2 separate regions of the Homo sapiens genome follow, and region 1 is linked to region 2. The links are chromatin loops, found by intact Hi-C in ENCODE. Cell type or tissue: PC-3. All regions are shown on one strand. Each heading gives the region's core, and the rest is flanking DNA. Links, peaks and the distances in the headings are about the cores only. Region 1 overlaps KAT2B (lysine acetyltransferase 2B). Region 2 overlaps KAT2B (lysine acetyltransferase 2B).

Region 1 (4,395 bases), core at 288-4,287, 54 kb after region 2:
AGCCAAAAATGCAAGCCAGATATATAATTAAAAATTTTCTAGTAGCTACGTATAAAATGAATAGATATAAGAAATTATTCTGAATTTTATGTGTATATATATATATATATGTATATATATATATATATATATATATATATATATATATTTTTTTTTTTTTTTTTTTTTTTTTTTTTTTTTTTGAGACGGAGTCTTGCTGTGTCTCCCAGGCTGGGGTGCAGTGGTGCAATCTTGGCTCACTGCAACCTCCACCTCCTGGGTTCAAGCCATTCCCGTCTCTGCCTCCCGAGTAGCTGGGATTACAGGCATGCGCCACCACAGCTGGCTCATTTTTGTATTTTTAGTAGAGACGGCGTTTCACCATGTTGGCCAGGCTGATCTCGAACTCCTGACCTTAAGTAATCTGCCCTCCTCGGCCTCCCAAAGTGCTGGGATTATAGGCATGAGCCACCAGACCTGGCCAATAATATATATATTTTTTACCCAATATATAAAAAATGCCATTTCAGCTGGGAGCGGTGGCCCACGCCAGTAATCCTAGCACTTTGGGAGGCCAAGGCGGATGGATCACTTGACGTCAGGAGTTCAAGACCAGCCTGGCCAACATGGTGAAACCCTGTCTCTATTAAAAATACAAAAATTAGCCAGGCATGGTGGCGGGCACCTGTAATCCCAGCTACTTGGGAGGCTGGGGCAGGAGAGTTGCTTGAATGGGGAGGTGGAAGTTGCAGTGAGTCGAGATCATGCCATTGCCCTCCAGCCTGGGGCACAGAGCAATACTATGTCTCAAAAAAAAAAAAAAAACCACAAAAACAAAAAACCCACAAAAATATAATTTCACCATGTAACCATTGTGAAAAATTATTAAGGATGTATACTTACTTTCTTAGTACTGAGTCCTTCAAACCTCCAAATCCAGTGTTTATTTTGCTTTTTCCTTTTTTTTTTTTTTTTTTTTGAGTTGGAGTCTTGCTGTGTTTCCCAGGCTGGAGTGCAGTGGTATGATCTGAGCTCACTGCAACCTTCGCCTCCCAGGTTCAAACGATTCTCCTGCCTCAGGCTGCCAAGTAGCTGGGACTACAGGCGCCTGCCACCATGCCTGGCTAATGTTTATATTTTTTAGTAGAGATGGGGTTTCATCATGTTCCCCAGGCTGGTCTTGAATTCTTGACCTCCGGTAATCCACCTGCCTCAACTTCCCAAAGTCCTGGGATTACAGGTGTGAGCCACTGCACCCGGCCAAATCCAGTGTGTATTTTTCACACATCTTAATTCAGTAGCTAAATTTTAAACAATTAAAACTAAATGGAGTCCTACTAGAACAATCAAGTTGTGTTTAATGGGAAAACATTTTACACTGTTTCCATTTAAAAGTAAAATTGAAATTGATTAAATAAAATTAAAAGTTAAACTCAGTCATACTAGCCACATTTCAAGTGCTCAATAGTTACCAATGGCTGGTGGCTACTGTATTGGATAGCAGAGACATAGAATCATCCCCATCATCAGTGAAAGCTTTATTGGACAATAAATCTTTAAACCTTTCATTGCAGAAGATTGGACATATTTTGTTATTTTTAAAATTTAGGATCTGCATAACAACATTTTAGTCAGCAATGGACCACATATAATGACAGTAGTCCTTTAAGATTATGCCAAAATTTTGCTGTACCTTTCCATGTTTAGGTATATTTAGATATACAAATACTTACCATTATGTTACAGTCGTTTGTAGTATTCAGTACAGTAATATGCTGTAGAGGTTTGCAGCCTAAGAGCAATAGACTAGACCATAGAGCAGGGGTCCCCCACCCCTGGGCCATGGTCCACCATAGGTCCGTGGCTCATTAGGAACCGGGCTGCACAGCAGGAAGTGAGTGGTGGGCGAGTGAGCATTACAGCCTGAGCTCCACCTCCTGTCAGATCAGTGGTGGCATTAGATTCTCATAGGAGCCTGAACTCTATTGTGAACTGTGCATGTGAGGGATCTAAGCTGTACATTCTTTCTGAGAGTCTAATGCTTGATGATCTGAGGTGGAACAGTTTCATCTGGAAACCATCCCTTCTACCCCCAGCCATGGAAAAATTGTCTCTCATGAAAGCAATCCCTGGTGCCAAAAAAGTTGGGGACCTCTGCCATAGAGCCTAGGTGCCAAGTGTGTAGTAGGTTCTACCATCTAGGTTTGTGTAGGTACACTCTCCAGTGTTTGCACAATGATAAAATCACCTGACTCATTTCTCAGAATGTATTCCCGTTGTTAAGCAAGACATGAAAGACATGACCATATTAATTCTTACAGATAGTCTTGTGATTGCCTAAGTCTCACGAAATTGAACTTCTGATTATGAAGATCTGTGACTGTTTAACTCTATGGTTTCATTACTAGTTATTTGATCTGACTTCCCCTCAGCCCCAGATAGATAGATAGATAGATAGATAGATAGATAGATAGATAGCATGTCAGTGTCTCATTCTGTCACTCTGTCACCCAGGCTGCATTGCAGTGGCACAATCATAGCTCACAGCAGCCTAGAACTCCTAGGTTCAAGTGATCCTACCTCCTCAGCCTCCCAAGTAGCTAGGAATATAGGTATGTGCCAATACATCTGGCTGATTTTTAAACTTTTTGTAGAGATGGGCGTCTTACTATGTTGCCCAGGCTGGTCTTGAACTCCTGGGCTCAAGCGATCTTCCTGCTTGGGCCTTCCAAAGCACTGGGATGACTGGTGTAAGCCACCATGCCATGCCTAGCCAGCCCATTCTTTTAACTTAATTAAGTGGCCACAGACTAACATCTAGCAAACAATTGGCTTTGAAAGCAATGAATTTCTATATGAAGCACCTTATGAATTACAAAATAAATGCACTTTATAATTTTTTTCTGCTACCAAGATCACTGTTTCAGACAAAAGACAACATTAACACTTAAGATACCCATTTCAGTATTGTAAACATAAACAACATTTGGGTGTAAATTATTAAAGGAAAAAAGTTGAGAGAAGACATAGAAATAGTAGCAGAAATTTTAGGTTAATTTTTAATGTAGGCAGATGAACTAACACTAATGAAAGCTTTTTCTCCAAAGGTGAACCACTGCCACAGCCACCACCATTTCCACCACTAGCACACATACAGGCAAAATATTTTATAATGCAGAATAAGATTTAAAAAAAAAAGTCAGGAGCATGAATAAATTAATATTATTCCTCTCTTCATTAAAGGGCTCAAAGTTCATTGGGAGCTTTTTGTAGCAGCTTGGGCGCATTAGAAAGCTGTCTCCCATTTGAAAGGAGAACAGGAAAGCACATAGGGAGGAGAGGTTTGATTTTTGGAAGGCAGTCCTTTCCTAGAAGAGGATGATTTGGGTCTGCTCTGAAGGAATAAGAATCTGTGGAATAATGCTTTTTGACCTTTTCCTCGTTTGGTGCCACCCTCCATGGCTACCACTGTTATATTTATGTTTTTGGGTCCTGGGAAATTCACATCTTCACTTCTGGGAGATAAAAAAAAAATAGGGTTGTCTCAGTTTGGTAGCTCATGCCTGTAATCACAGCACTTTGGGAAGCCGAGGTGGGTGGATCTCTTTAGTCCAGGAGTTCGAGACAATCCTGGGCAACATAGTGAAACCCCGTCTTTACAAAAAATAAGAAAAAATTAGCCACATGTGGTGGTGCATGCCTGTGGTCCCAGTTGTTTGGCAGGCTGAGGTAGGAGGGTCACTTGAGCCCAGGAGGTAGAGGTTGCAGTGAGCCGAGATTGTACCACTGCACTCCAGCCTTGGTGACACAGTGAGACCCTGTCTCAAAAAAAAAAAAAAAAAAAGAAAGAAAAAGAAAGAAAAAGAGGTTTATTTTTGAATAGACTTTTACTCTCCACTGTATGTTGGCCGAATGCACTTTCTAAATTAGATGACCTGTATTGTCAGTGTACCCTAGAACTGTGGTCACATCTCAAGAAAAGTCCTGGCTTCCCTCTGGTCTGGGTCCTCCTCCAGCGTCGTGCAGTGATGCTGAGGTGCATTTTTGACTTTGAGTCTGAGTCGTTGAAAAATGTACCTAGGCGACAAATGGTAGAAGCTTAATACTTCCTACATTTTTGACTGAGTTTTAAACAGTCCTGAAGATCATTATCTTCCCACCAAACCTCCGATAAGTGCTGTGTAGGCATTTTAAATAAATCTTACATTTTACTCAAAGGACTAGGTGGTTAATTCTGATTCTTTCACAAAAGGGTCTTCCTCAGCTTCTCCTTTAATTTTTTCTTTTATCTAAACTACCATTAATGTGCCAGTAACTCCAGTTATACTATGCATTTTATATACAGTATTTCATTTAATGCTCACAAGAACCCAATGAAGTAGGTATTATTGTTGTCCCCATTTTACAGGTAAGGAA
Region 2 (4,395 bases), core at 114-4,113:
GTCTTCAAAAAAGAAAGATGAGGAAACTAAGGTGCAGGGAGGTTTAGTAGCTAGCTTTGTGGTCTGCAGCAGGGCAGCCTCCAGCTGGAGCTGGAACAACACTTACTCATAGTTAAGTGTGTTTCCCCTTGGTTCATGGCAGACTTGATGACAAGCAACAGTTATCTTATGGCCTGAACGTCTCCTACAAATCAAGCAAAGAGGAATCACCTATATTTTAATCCTCTCCAACCACTGTTTCCTCTTCTGCAAGTTACAATTAAATTCTTAAGGCCAGGAATGTGGCTCACGCCTGTAATCCCAGGTGTGGGATCCTACTTTTGGGTGGCCAAGGTGGGCAGATTGCTTGAGCTCAAGGGTTTGAGACCAGCCTGGGCAACATAATGAGACCCCATCTCTATAAAAATACAAAAATTAGCTGGGCATGGTGGCACATGTCTGTAGTCCTAGCTACTCAGGAGGCTGAAGCAGGAGGATCACTTGAGTCCAGGAGGTCGAGGCTGTGGTGAGCCGTGAGTGTGCTGCTGCACTGTAGTTTGGGTGACAGAGTGAGACCCTGTCTCAAAAAACAAGACAAAACAAAAAAACTCAGGAAGGTATATGAGTGTTATGAGATCAGTGAGTTAAAAGCTACAAAGTGAGACAAAGTTTTAGCATATATTCTAGAAGTCTGTATTATATTAGTAAACTTAAAAATCAATTGTATATGAAGGCATTCTTTAAACTACTATTTATATTTTTTGTTACTTTGTGGCCCACTTTAAAGTCTACAATAGACTTTCTTTAATTGTTCCTTTACCATTTAGGCTTATTTTTTATTTATTTTTATTTTATTTTATTTTTTTGAGATGGAGTCTCACTCTGTAGCCCAGGCTGGAGTGCAGTGGCATGATCTCAGCTCACCGCGACTTCCATCTCCAGGTTCAAGTGATTCTCCTGCCTCAGTCTCCCAAGTAGCTGAGATTACAGGCATGTACCACCACACCGAGCTAATTTTTGTATTTTTAGTAGAGATGGGGTCTCGCCATGTTGGCAAGGCTGGTCTCAAACTCCTGACCTCAAGTGATCCATCCTCCTCGGCCTCCCAAAGTGCTGGGATTACAGGCATGAGCCATTGTGTCCGGCTTTAGACTTATTTTTTTTTGTTTTTGTTTTTTGTTTTTTTGTTTTTTTTTTGAGACGGTGTCTCGCTCTGTCACCTAGGCTGCAGTGCAGTGGCGCGATCTTGGCTCACTGCAATCTCCGCCTCCTGGGTTCAAGCAATTCTCTGCCTCAGCCTCCTGAGTAGCTGGGATTACAGGGGTCTGCCACCATACGCAGCTAATTTTTGTATCTTTAGTAGAGACGGGGTTTTACCATCTTGGCCAGGCTGGTCTTGAATTCCTGACCTCGTGATCCACCCTCATCGGCCTTCCAAAGTGCTGGGATTGATTACAGATGTGAAGGAGATGGATGCATTTATTTTGGAAAAAAGTGTGAATAATGTCTCTAATGGTCCACTTGGAACAATACATCACCTAATATCAGGAGGAGGTTTAGGGTAATCTTGTCAGTAACCTCAGGGCAAGTTGTATGGGGTTGCTTCCATTAAATTCCATGCCATCCTAATCAGTCCCCATGCGTTGTGTACTCTTGGCTTGTGCAGCTTTTTGCGAGGTTTGTGTGGTATGCAGGAGGTTCCAGAAGTACAAGGATGAGACCTGAGTAATATCATAGTGATTGATGGTGGCAGTGCCAATTTGCATCAGCTCTGACAAGCTGGTGTTGAAACTAGATGGCAGAATGCCAAAGATGCCAAGGTCAGCATACTTTGAAATAATGAAGTGAGTCATGTAACCCAGGATTGGCACATACTCACAGGACTACCTGACTCATCCCACCTCGAAAGGAACACATCTGTGAGCACCGGTTAGGGGCCTGTGGCCACTTCTCTGCTACATGTGCAAAAGGAAGCAAAAGCCACAAGGAGCCCTTTTCTTGTTGAGGAGACAGATATTAAGTGAAAGAAAAATTAAAATGAATAATCAAGCATGAAGTCAATGCAGAGAGAAACCATTGTGAGCCAGGGGGAGGTGAAAGGGTGGGAGAGAGACCCAGCCCAGATAGAGGGAACAGAGTAAAACCAAGCAGAGAAGCAAAACTGTTGTGAGCCAGACGTGAGAGTAGTTTAGAACATGGACCTGGGCACCAGACTGCCTGGGTTTGAACCCTGATGTGTGACTATGGGGAGGTTACTTATGCTTTACAAGCCTCAGATTTCGCAGCTGTAATGTGGAGACAGTGATATATGTCAACTTTTTCCGTTTACTCAACAAATTGTTATTTAATGTGCCAGGTGTTGATTTAGATGCTGGTGATACAGTGACAGATGGGTCCTTATTCTTGCAGAGCTTGCTTTCTGGTAGCAGAAGCAGACAATAAGCCAGAAAATAACAGAAAGTGGTAAGTGCCTCGCAGAGAATGAAAACAGAGAATTAAATGAGAATGCCTGGGGAATTCCTCTAGATACATGCCCAGGAAATCCTTCTGCAGAAGGGACACGGACCGAGGCCTGCATGATAAGAAGTGAGGAAGAGGGTGCCGTGCAAAGACTCTGGGGCCAGAAGTGGCTTGTCGTGTGTGAGGCCTGTCAGGAGACCTGTGTGGCTAGATGGAGGTGGGTGGGGTGGGGGGTATGAGTGTAGGAGATTAGGTGGAAGGGATAAATGGGGGCCAGATTGCCAACATATAATTTTTACACAGTGATGTCAAGATCTTTAGTTCTGATACGTTTCAACAAATACGTATCAAGACAGAACTTTTCCATCCCCCTAGAAAATTTCTGCCTGCTCCTTGCCATTCAAGTCTCTCTCCCTTGGAAGCAAGCACTGATCTGATTTGTGTCACTTTAAGTTAATTTAGCTATTTTTCATATAAATGTTACCACATAGTACATACTGTTCTTTCACTCAGTATATTTTTGAGATTAATCCGTGGTGTTGGATGCATTGGTAGTTAATTTCTATTTATTGCTGAGGAGTATTCTGCTGTATGGACGTACTAGTTTGTTTATCTGTTGACTTGTTATGGACATCTGGGCTGTTTCCAGTGAATTCAAATTAGATTTCCGGTTTGAAGTGACCCCTCTGGCTGCTCTGAGAAGAATAAAGTATATGAGAGAAACAGTAGATAAAGAGGGCCAGTTGGAAGTTATTATAGTCTAGGTATGAGTAGATGGTGTCTTGGGCTAGGGTAGCAGGAATGGAGGGGTGAGAATTAGTTTGGGCTATATTGTAAGGGTAGAGGCAACAGGACTTAATTTGTTACAAGGGAGGTGGTGATGAAAAGACAGAAATGAAGGATAATGTCCAGGTTTTTGGCCTGAGCAACTGAATGGATGGTAGTTCCATTTACCAAGATAGAGAATACCATAGGAGAAGCAGGTTTGGGTAAGAATAAAGAGTTCTTTGTTGGAGGTGATACATTAGATATGTCTGTTAATAGACAAATGCTATTTTGAGGATAAAATGAAATAATGTATTTAGTAACTTGGTATAGAATCTGGGACATTCTGAATGCCTCATAGATGTCAGTTACTGTTACAATTAAAACAATGCTAAATAATAATTATTGTTTTTAATAAAGAGGCTAACCAACTTGGAGGAAAAGAGAAATATGGTCAAAGAGAAACTGGGACATAGGGTCTGCTAGGTTAGGAAGAAATGAGTTGATAGAAGGTCTTGAATTTCAGGTAGAAAATTTTGGACTGAATCCATTTGATAATAGTGTCCTTGCCTTTTAAGAAGGAGGAGGCACAAGGTATTTTAGAATGCCACAGAGGAGTTCTAGGTTTTGATGTTGGCTTCTTGTTCTTTGCCAGCTGAGTGAACTCAGGCAAGCCACACCCCTTCTCTAAGCATTGAATTACTTGTCCTACAGGGTTGTTGGGAGGGGAACATAACATGATTTGGACTGCAATTGCCTTGGAAAGTAGTAAACACAAATGCTTGACGTTCTTAAGTGGCATTTTAGAGTACAGTGATGTGAGCTGGTATTAGGAGGAAGGTTGGGAGTGGGAATGTATTGGAAGAGGGGAGGAAGTATTTCTTCTAGTTGGCTGATAAGGGCCTGAACTGGGGCCCTGGCAATGAGAATGGAGAAGGTATAGATCTGACAGAGTTTGAAAGAAGAATCAGGTGGCCTGGATGAGGGCATTGAGTGCAGATTAACCTTAGGAGCTGGGAGAAGGACAGTGCCAACAAAGGGAATAGGGTAGTTGAAAAGGGAGTATTGGGATGGAGGGCAAGCCTTTTTGTAAAACTGACTGGGCAGAAATGCTGGATGTAAGCAGTTAGAAATGAGGGCTGGAAGTTCTGCTTTACAGGTTGGGCTGGTTATGTGGATGTGAGAGTCATC

What was found. A loop is a pair of places that touch in the nucleus more often than their neighbours do. Peaks named below come from ENCODE experiments on the same cell type or tissue, not always from the same donor. Only the 100,000 strongest peaks of a DNase experiment are listed, where the experiment ranks them.
Region 1: a loop joins it to region 2, with 2.4 times the contacts of the local background. A loop is called at or near these places in 15 of 110 quality-filtered maps.

What each region holds. Positions count from the first base shown.
Region 1 is chr3:20,106,869-20,111,263 of GRCh38, forward strand. The region is part of intron 5 of KAT2B (lysine acetyltransferase 2B); the gene reads left to right. Among named protein-coding and RNA genes, the nearest start is that of MIR3135A, 28 kb to the right of the region's middle. In PC-3, for the core only: no CTCF peak of the experiment used is centred there; a DNase peak (open chromatin) is centred at 2,203; H3K27ac peaks cover 1,123 bases.
Region 2 is chr3:20,052,972-20,057,366 of GRCh38, forward strand. The region is part of intron 1 of KAT2B (lysine acetyltransferase 2B); the gene reads left to right. Among named protein-coding and RNA genes, the nearest start is that of KAT2B, 15 kb to the left of the region's middle. RefSeq lists an enhancer at 1,987-2,226. In PC-3, for the core only: no CTCF peak of the experiment used is centred there; DNase peaks (open chromatin) are centred at 1,790 and 3,890; H3K4me3 peaks cover 477 bases; H3K27ac peaks cover 1,963 bases.